Linked DNA regions of Homo sapiens: region 2 is linked to region 1. Evidence: read pairs that join two places in POLR2A ChIA-PET (ENCODE). Cell type or tissue: endothelial cell of umbilical vein. All regions are shown on one strand. Each heading gives the region's core, and the rest is flanking DNA. Links, peaks and the distances in the headings are about the cores only.

Region 1 (6,446 bases), core at 1-4,000:
CAATACCTGTTGGTACTTTCATGTCTACCTGATATGTGCTAGGACTTAGGGCAGCATGCATTTTATTCATTTAATCTTCAAAAAAAACTCTGGAAGGCACCAATGAGGAAACCCAGGCACAACTGAGAGTCATTGTGCCTAAAGCTATTAAGCAGATAATGATTCAAACCTAACTGGGTGTGACTCAGATGTCCACATTCTTTCCATCTTTCCACCAGCTTGTGTTGTCTCTTATGGGAAGAGAGGAAGAGATAAGACTTCATGGCATCAAGAAAGAATTTTGTCTTTTGAGACAGGGTTTCACTCTCATCGCCCAGACTAAAGTGCAATGGCGCAATCTAGGCTTACCGCAACCTCCGCCTCCTGGGTTCAAGCGATTCTCCTGCCTTAGCCTCCCAAGTAGCTGGACTACAGGCTACATGCCCATCACACCTGGCTAATTTTTGTATTTTTGGTAGAGACAGGGTTTCACCACATTGCCCAGGCTGGCGTTGAACTCGTGGGCTCAAGCGATCTGCCCATCTTGGCCTCCCAAAGTGTTGGGATTACAGGCATGAGCCACCACACCCAGCCAAGAAAGAATACTTAGCAAGCACTTTTACACTCTCCACTGTGCTAGGTGTGGGGAAGATTGTTGAAATATATGGCTTTTTTCAGTGGCTACCAAGGAGAGGCTTAAAGAGGTAAAGCCTCCATAAATTCCATCAGCACTCTTCCACAAATAAAAGTACAATCAAGTAAAACAAGGGTGCCTGTGATGCGAGCTCAGCCTCAACCTCCTGAGCTCAAGCAATCCTCCTGAGTAGCTGGGACCATAGGCACATGCTACCATACCTGGTGAATTTTTAAGTTTTCTGTAAAGACAGGGTCTCCCTATGTTGCCCAGGCTAGTCTTGAACTCCTTGGCTCTAGCGATCCTCCCACCTTGGTCTCCCAAAGTGCTGGGATTATAAGCATGAGCCACCTCACCTGGCCTATTAATGTTCATTTCAATATTGCTTTGGCTATCAACAAAAGTTGGAATTTTCACTTTAGCTGTAAAGTATAAATGGTACACAGCCAAGTGTGGTGGCTCATGCCTGTAATCCCAGCACTTTGGGAAGCCGAGGCAGGCGAATCACAAGGTCAGGAGTTTGAGACCAGCCTGGCCAACATGGTGAACCCCGTCTCTACTAAAAATACAAAAATTAGCTGGGCACGGTTGTGGGCACCTGTAATCCAGCTACTTGGGAGGCTGAGGCAGGAGAATCTCTTGAAACCAGAAGGCAGAGGTTGCAGTGAGCTGAGATCACACCACTGCACTCCAGCCTGGGCAACAAGAGCAAAACTCTGTCTCAAAAAAAAAAAAAAAAAAAAAAGTATAAATGGTACACGGGGATGTGTCATTTCAGAGAAGGTGAATTTCAGCCCACAGCAGTGAAGACATGGTATTGGGGGAGAACCTAAGGCCCAGACAAAGCTGCTGACGAACTGTTTTGTGCAGTGGGTCCAACCCCAGGGGAGCCCTTTCCTCGCTGAGAACAGCTGGTCTGGGGACACCCACAGAGATAGCCCAGCATACTGCAGAGTGGCTCTGTTGGGCAGCAAATGCTTCCCAGATCCCATCTCAGCCTGCTTTACTCCTGGGGCTTAGGATTTCCCAAAGCCAAAGAAGAAAATAAAATGACTTAGAGCTAACAGCATGAACTGCAGACCCTCTGTCGCCACTGAGTTAACCCTTTGGTTTCCACAATGTCACAAAAGCAATCTTAATAATTCACCATACTATCAGAATTTCAAACTTTAATTCCCAAACAATTCACAAAGAAAATTCTGAAGAATGACCTCAACAGTAGCCGGAATCCATCCCAGAGCCCCTGTTTTCAAGGAAATAAAGGAAATGGGACTGTTCTCAAGTGCTAGAAGGAAAAGGCACTGGTCTAGCTATCAGGAGTCCTGGTCAAAAATCCTGTTTGACTCAGACTGTAATCCTCATCAAATCACTTAACTATCTGGGCTCAATTTTCTTATCTGAGAAATGGAGGCGGGAGAGTAGACATGCCACCTGCTTCATAGGATTGTTGAAAACGTTAAATAAGATAATGTGTTGGGAGGCCGAGGCGGGCGGATCACGAGGTCAGGAGATTGAGACCATCCTGGCTAACAAGGTGAAACCCCGTCTCTATTAAAAATACAAAAAAAAAAAAAAATTAGCTGGGCGTGATGGCGGGCGCCTGGAGTCCCAGCTACTCAGAAGGCTGAGGCAGGAGAATGGCGTGAACCCGGGAGGCGGAGCTTGCAGTCAGCCAAGATCACACCACTGCACTCCAGCCTGGGTGACAGAGTGAGACTCTGTCTCAAAAAGAAAAAAAAAAAAAAGATAATGTGAATATAAGTGCTTTTTGTACATAGTAGGTACTCAGCAATAGCTGAAACATACTAGAAAGCAGTGCTGACATTAAAACACAGAAAGTGCTGACAGAAACAAAACATTTTCTATAATTGAGAAACTGCCTTGACCACCACTGCCACAGTGCCCTTGGCTTTTTACACATACTCTAAACACAGTTTTAAAAACCCTTATCAGGGATAATGGGAACCTTTCACATCCTATTTTTTGGGCTGACTTTTGTAAGGCAAATACTAACATCTGAAATCTATTTTAAATCTATTTTTAACAAGTCCAGGTATTATTTAGTTAAAAGAAACCTGAGCTGGTGAGGTCACCAGCTGAGATGGACCTAAGGTTCCACACGTATTGCAGAAGTGCAACTGCTGGCATCCTCTTAGGGCTGATGTGTGTGAATGATACAATCACTAGAGAACTTCTCATAGGTTAAAAGTGGGAAATCTTGACCCAAATCCCTAATACAGAGGCTCAACGAACTATGGAGAAATGCCTCCCTCAGACACTCAGCCCTCACCTCAGCTTCATCATCATCTTCCTGGATCAGGTCCAGGCTTCATACCCAGACCATAAGACCTGACATCATCTAGCCCTGTGTACTTCTCAGACCTCATCTCCTGCCCCTTTCTTCTTAAAATTTATGTTTCAGCAACACCAACTTGCTTGGAATTCATCAGAGTGTGTGTGTGTGTGTGTGTGTGTGTGTGTGTGTATGTGTGTGTGTGTGCGCACACGCACGCTCATGCACATGCAGGGGCACAAACTGTTCCCTTTGCCTCCAATGCCCTTACTACCCCAACCCACCCAGCCCTAACATCTAGAACCTTGCTACTTAAAGTGTAGTCCTGCAGCTCTGGCATCCCAGAACCTTGTTAAAAATGTAACGGGTCTGTTCTAGACATACTGATAAGAATCTGTATTTTAATAAGATCCCAGGTGACTGGATGTACTTTAAAGTAGAGAAGCCCTAAACAAGACCCCACTCTTTCCAGAAGCCCTCTTCAACAGACAGTAGCCCCTGCCTCCCTACCATGCCAGACAGATGGCCCTCCTGGGTGCTCCGAACCTTTTGCTCACCTCACTTATTATAGAGTATCTCGCATATGCTTATCTGTTCATTTGTCTGTCTTCTGTCCCAGACTGAGGATTCCCCACAGGCTGCAGAACATACTATCCTTGTGTCCCCCGTTTTGTACAAGGTCTGACAGATGGTCAGAGCTTAAGAAATGTCATTTGACACAACTAATAACTTCTAAATATGTCTAAGTTATTGTGATTTTATTTTATTTATTTTTTTGAAATGGAGTCTTGCTCTGTCGCCCAGGCTGCAGTGCAATGGCGCCATCTCAGCTCACTGCAACCGCTGCTTCCCAGGTTCAAGTGATTCTCCTACCTCAGCCTCCCGAATAGGTGGGACTACAGATGTGCACCACCACGCCCAGTTTATTTTTGTATTTTTAGTAGAGATGTTGGCCAGGCTGGTCTTGAACTCCTGACCTCAGGTGATCCGCCCACCTTGGCCTCCCAAAGTGCTGGGATTACAGGCGTGAGCCACTGCGCCCAGCCAAGTTCTTGTGATTTTAAACTTTATTTACTAACTTTAACCTCAATAACTAATAGTTCTAATAACTTTAAATAACTAATAGTTTTAGCAAGTTTAATAACTAAAACTTTAATAACTAACTTTAACAATGACATCAGATACCTGTGGGCTATGTGTAAAATTATTACAATTGGCTGGGTGTGGTGGCTTATGCCTGCAATCCCAGCAATTTGGGAGGCCAAGGCAGGAGGATTGCTGAGCCCAGGAGTATGAGACCGGCTAGGGGAACATGGCAAAACCCTGTCTCTACAAAAAATACAAAAATCATCCAGGTGTGATGGCATGTGCCTGTAGGCCCAGCTACTCAGGAGGCTGAGGTGGGAAGACTGTTTGAGCCTAGAGGTAGAGGCTGCAATGAGCCAAAATTTCGCCACTGCACTCCAACATGTGTGACAGGGCAAGACTCTGTCTCAAAAAAAAAAAAAAAAAATTACAATTTAGGTTAATCATGTTACATATTTGAATCTAGATACTCAGAATGCTGTGTTTATTTACTCTTTATATTTAAAATATTATAAAAATAATTTTAAATTTTTATTATTCAAAGTTGCAAACATACACAAAAGTGGGAAAGAATAATGAACCCATCACCCAGCATCAACAAATAATCCACTTTTTTTTAAACCATTCTTGTTTCATCTATTTCCCTTACCCCTACCTAGTCACTGTTTGGGGGGCTGGATTGTTTTAAAACAAATCCCAAATATTATGTCATTTCAACCACAAATATTTCAGTATCTGTAATTTTAAAGGACTTCACCACCACGCCATTATTGTAGCTAATAAAATTGACAGTAATTCCTTAATATAATCTAATACTCAGTCTGTATTCAAATGTCCCTATTTCAAAGATGAATTTTTATAGCTGGGTTTGTAGAAATTGGGGGAATGTTTTTCAGCAAACAAAAAATAGCTCTCAATAGTCAAACCAACAGGCCTTAGAGATCTAAAGCGTGGGATCTAGAGACATGTTAAACCCGAAGACGTTGGAATTTGCTTTTGAAGTCTGCATTTCTCCTGGCTGCAATAAGAACTTAGGGTTTCTGAGAAACATTCTGGCAAAAGCAGTTTCAGGGGCAAATCCAATTACCTCCGAGTTGTTCTTTTAACAGTAAGTTCTGATCCATGCTCTGCAGGTCAAGAGCAGTTCAGATTTCCCTCTGCTCCCATTTGAGTTGTACTTCAGGTCTGCCTCCTGCTTGTTGTAGCTCTACACATAACACACCAAGGGGCAGAGATCTGGTTTCCACACAATGGCCCACCATTCAGCCAGATTCTGCTTTGTCCCTAAACATTCATTCCCCCTGGCTCCTGCTGGGTCTGTTATATTCAGATATGAACTTTCCAGGAATCTGATCATGTCACAGGACTTTTTCTGTATGACAAGTTCAATACTAATCATGAATAGCAGGCTTCATGCAGAGGTTTAGTATTATTCATGAAAATTGTGACTCCACATCCAGAAATAGGGCAAAAGTGGCCTAAAATAGGATGGCTGTATCTCTGTTAAATCCACCAGGCAATTACAAACATCTCTTGCTACAAACTGTAAAACAGGTTTTGCTCAACTATGTTAATCAGACACACTAGAAGTACAATATGCTGCCAGACTCAATGTCTGAGGTCCGGCTTGATGGGGAGCCCTGGTCCCCACAGGGTAAACTGAAGGGTTTTCCAAAGAACCAAAGCCAGACACCACCCACCCTCTATCCCCAGAAACCAGGTACTATAGAGCTCTCATTCCCAACTTCTACAAATCTCTCTGCCCAGACCATCTCAAGGCTAGCTTTAGAGATTTTAGAGGGTTATCAAGGGGCCACAGAAAAACTGAAATAATATTTAATTTTCCTTTTTTGGAACAGGAAAGCATATCCGGTAAATATTACAAATTAGAGGCATACTAAGCGGTTTATAGCATTTTGTTATAATTCTTTCTTCTGGAACCTGGTTTCAATGACCACATGAATCAGTCCCTATTGGCCCAGACTGTATTTTAGAAATGCAAGTCAAAGATTATCTTTCCAAATAAAAGTGCCCAGATTGAAACCCCCTCTTTACCACTCCCAAGAGAATGACACAGGCTGGTACTAAAAGACTATCTTTGTGTTGAACAAATGGACCGAGGAAAATCTGCTTTCCTCTCCCTCTGCTTCTTTCTTCTTTACATAACTAGAGGCAAATGAGATGTTTTTCATTTTAAAAATTTGATTAAGCAGACTGAGCAAAAGCCCATTCTTCTGGTCTTTACTGTTTTCTAAGTTTGGGGACTGGATGAAGGCACACTCAGGTTGGAAGGATAGTGAAGCTAAGCAAAAGGTGAGTACTAGGTCTGCAGCACTGGTCAGGGGCTGCCTTTCCCCCTGGAGGCCTCAGCATTCAGATGCTATTCCAGGTATCAGTGAAAGGGTTGCCAGATCCCATACACAAGACTCCTGACCTGAGAGGTGAGAAAGAGGG
Region 2 (4,000 bases), core at 1-4,000, 65 kb after region 1:
TAAAATTTCACCCTGGCCTTGAGTCCAATAGCTGATCTAAGCCTGCAGGAACCTGGGGTATGCCAGCATTTCAGACAGAGATAGGAATGAAAGCCCAAGGGAAATAAAGGGACAGGTAGTAGCAGAGAAGGCCCCGAGCCTGTGCCAAATGGTGCGGAGGCTCACTCGAGGAGGGCGGTGCTGGATCCTTGCTCGAGCCACTTTCTGCTTGTTGACGATGTTCATCAGCTTAATGGCATCTGCACCCTTCACATACACCACCGGCCTCTTGAGCGGGTCTTCAGAGCCCTGGTTCAGCTAAGGAAGAAGAGAGGGCTCTGGTTAAAAGGTGCGCTTACTTTAAGAAGCAGTAGAGAGAAAGAAAGGCTGGAGGGAAGGAACACTGAATACCTGTCTGGAATCCTCCAGCTCTTCCAACATTACAGCCTTGGAGCTCCCAGAAGAGCAAGGCTGAGAATGACGCTTGTTTTGGGATGGACTGGGCAAGCAGAAGGCCCAGAAAGGTCTTAGAAAATGCCCCCTGAACCCGGTGCAGTGGCTCACGCCTATAATCCCAGCACTTTGGGAGGCCGAGGCAGATGGATCACAAGGTCAAGAGTTCAAGACCAGCCTGGCCAACATGGTGAAACCCCATCTCTACTAAAAACACAAAAATTAGCCAGGCGTGGTGGCTCGTGCCTATAATTCCAGATACTTGGGAGGCTGAGGCAGGAGAATCGCTTGAACCCGGGAGGTGGAGATTGCAGTGAGCTGAAATTGCGCCACTGCACTCCAGCCTGGGTGACAGAGCAAGACTCCATCTCGGGGGAAAAAAAGAGAAAATGCCCCCTGTGCCCCAATTCCCTGGCTCTTAACCTCGCCCAGTATACCTCCTTTGGGAATTATGTCCAAACATGGACACCTAACTTCAGAAGACAAGAGCAAATGCTCTGAGATGAGGGTGACATGACCGGGACAAGCCAAGCTCACTAAAGGAAGTGCCTTTCTCAGGGAGGCTGCAGTGTTGGCATGGCCTGAGGAGCTTACCTGATCAATAGCTTCTGGGTTTTCAGACACATCAAAGATGACTGCAGTAGCTCCCCGCTGTACTGCTCGCTTGGCCTGCCAGAGTTAAAAAAACAGCAGGTTGGCCCTCTGGTCCTCTTACCTTTTCAAAGTTGGCCTTGGCAATCAGGCCTGTAATCAAATGCAGAATCTGACAGTTACCAACTTAGGTGACTTCAGGGATGTTACTTCACTTTCCTAATCCTCAATTTTCCCATCTATAAAGAAGGGGACTGATGACTAGAGTTAACAATAACATATAGTTTCAAATAGCTAGGAGAAGGACATTCCCAACACAAAGAAGTGATAAATGTTTGAGATAATGGATATGCGAATTACCCTGATCTGATCACTATACCTTGTATGTATTGAAATATTGCTATGTACCCCACGAATATGTACAATTATTATCTGTCAATTAGAAAACTTTTTTTTAAAGAGGACAATTTCACCTACCTTGTATGGTAATCATGAGGTCAGATGACTTATAATAGGGGAAAATACATAATTGATAACTTAACAAACTTTTGTCTTCCTATCCAGCCCAAATACTGAAAACAACCTACACATCAACAACCTGCCCAGTCAGTACAGAGGTATTGGTTTCAGTATTTCCTGTTTCAGAGCCATTGGCAACCAAAGCAAGTGCCTTTGGTCCATCTCATGCGGTTCCTTTTTCCTTCCCATGTCACCCAGTTAGAAGAATATATTGAGTATTTCTGAATGAGTCTCAAAATGGTTAATTTTAATAAGTGACACAAGCTGAAGACCTCTGGAGACACTGTCGGTGGTGGGAGCTGTGAAAAATAATTGTAAATGGGGTTTTGAAGCAGTTGGCTGCCAGACCTGGCTACACATCAAAAGCCACTTGGGAAGTTTGTAAAGCAGGTTTCCTGGCTCAAACCACAGAGACTGATTGAGCAGGGCTGGAGTCAGGCCCAGGAAACTGAGTTGTGTATGCTTTCTGGGGGATTCAGATGATTCAACTACTTGGGGAACTACTGATCAGAGGGATGAGATTAGAATGTTTTAGGAACAAATGAGAAGTGACGGGATTCTTTTTGGGGGAGGTGGGGGAAGGATTCCTTTCCATCCCAAAGAACCTTCTAATTCCATGTCCAGCTAAGGGGACAGCAAGGCAGAAGCTGTGGAAAAACAAGACTTAAGATATAGCATGGCTGGAGTTCGAGACCAGTCTAGGTAACATAGCAAGACCCCATTATCTAAAAAATAACAGAAAAATTAGCTGGGTGTGGCAGGACGTAACTGTAGTCTCAGCTACTCGGGAGGCTGAGGTAGGAGGTTTGATTGAGCCCAAGAGGTAGAGGTTGGGTTGTGATTGCACCACTTCATTCTAGCCTGAGTGACAGAGCAAGACCCTGTCTCCACAAAATATATACATACATACATACATGCATGTCCTGGCTTTTAGGAGCCTGAATCTTGTTAGGGAAGTAAGACACTTCTAATGTGTGTATGTATAGAAGGCAAACCCAGCCTTCTATAAGACGCGCAAATGATGGCTAGTGCTTAGAGATCAACAGAGTTACTATGGGCCACAGTGCTTGAGAAAGAATAAAATTGAAATTCCTTTCCGTAGGAATAATCGCTCTACATTGATGTGGCGTGAGAAAGCAAAGTTGCCCAGAACACAGCTAGACCAATAGCTCCACTGGCCCACTAGAGGGCAGTCTCACCCTATAGCTTTTACAACAAACCAATTCCTTGTATTTAGCACCAAACAGTACCAAAAACAACTTCAGTAAAATCTTCAGTATACTGCAAGTTCCTTGGCAGTTTAAGAAGTTCTGGCACTCTGGACAATCTGTCTTTGTCTTGCAGGGGACCCTTTCTTTTTGAATGGAGATTCAATGCATTGAAAGTCTCTGCCGATTGTCCACCACACCCTGTTTCATCACCAGATTGCTAGGCTAGGAGTCAGGAATGAATCCTGGGAGCTATTCCTGCCTCTGCCACTGGCATGCTGCCAACAGTGGACAAGTCACTCAATTGCTTTCAGCCTCAGCCTCAGTTTCCCCATCTGTTAAAAAAAAAAAAGGCGGTGGGGGATGGCTGGGCATGGTGGCTTATGCCTGTAATCCCAGCATTCTGAGAGGCTTAGGCGGGTAGATCACCTGAGGTCAGGAGTTCCAGACCAGTCTGGCCAACATGGTGAAAGCCTATCTCTACTAAAAATGCAAAAAATCAGCTGGATGTGGTGGCATGTGCTTGTACTCCCAGTTACTCGGGAGGCTGAGGCAGGAGAATCACTTGAGCCTGGGAGGCGGAGGTTGTAATGAGCCGAGATCGCACCACGGCACTCCAGCCTGGGCGACAGAGTGAGACTCTGCCTCAAAAAAAAAAAGGGGGAGGGGGTGCAGGGAGGCCGCCTATGTTATTATGACTAGAGTCCCTTCTAAATTCCCAGCCTTGGTCACTCAAATGAGAAGCAGCAGGCTATCAGAGCAACTCAGAACTACACTGGCCCTGTCACCCTCCTCCAGGAAGAGAGGATGCTGATGACACAGCTGAAAAAGTGTGAGGCGAGAGTGGCATCACTTTCCTCCACCATAGAGCTATCTATCTTTCTATCTATCAGAGATGGGCTTTCACTCTGTCACCTGGGCTGGAGTGGTGCAATCATAGCTCACTGCAGCCTCAAACTCCTGGCCTCGAATGATCCTCCTGCCTCAGCCTCCTGAGTAGCTGGGACTGCAGGTGCCTGCTACCATGCCAGGCTAATTTTTTTTTTTTTTTTTTTTTTTTTGGTAGAGACGAGGTCTCACTATGTTGCCCAGGTTGGTCTTGAGCTCCTGGGCTCAAGTGATCCTCCCATTCCGGCCTCCCAAAGTGCTGAGATCACAGGCATGAGCCACCATACTGGCTATCCATAGAGCTCTTTAGGGACACAGACTCCTCTGCCAGAGGCCAACAGCTCATGGATGCCAGAGTTAAT

Evidence for each region. Peaks named below come from ENCODE experiments on the same cell type or tissue, not always from the same donor. Only the 100,000 strongest peaks of a DNase experiment are listed, where the experiment ranks them.
Region 2: POLR2A ChIA-PET joins it to region 1 with 8 read pairs; 10 of 35 experiments call an interaction of 5 or more read pairs at or near these places.

What each region holds. Positions count from the first base shown.
Region 1 is chr22:29,102,131-29,108,576 of GRCh38, reverse strand. The region is part of intron 3 of KREMEN1 (kringle containing transmembrane protein 1); the gene reads right to left. Among named protein-coding and RNA genes, the nearest start is that of KREMEN1, 32 kb to the right of the region's middle. In endothelial cell of umbilical vein, for the core only: no CTCF peak of the experiment used is centred there; no DNase peak of the experiment used is centred there.
Region 2 is chr22:29,039,596-29,043,595 of GRCh38, reverse strand. It overlaps ZNRF3 (zinc and ring finger 3), which reads right to left. Exons shown (of 9, transcript NM_001206998.2): 3 at 1,027-1,101; 4 at 166-297. Among named protein-coding and RNA genes, the nearest start is that of ZNRF3-AS1, 10 kb to the right of the region's middle. In endothelial cell of umbilical vein, for the core only: a CTCF peak has its summit at 2,718 (motif pointing right); DNase peaks (open chromatin) are centred at 1,965 and 2,735.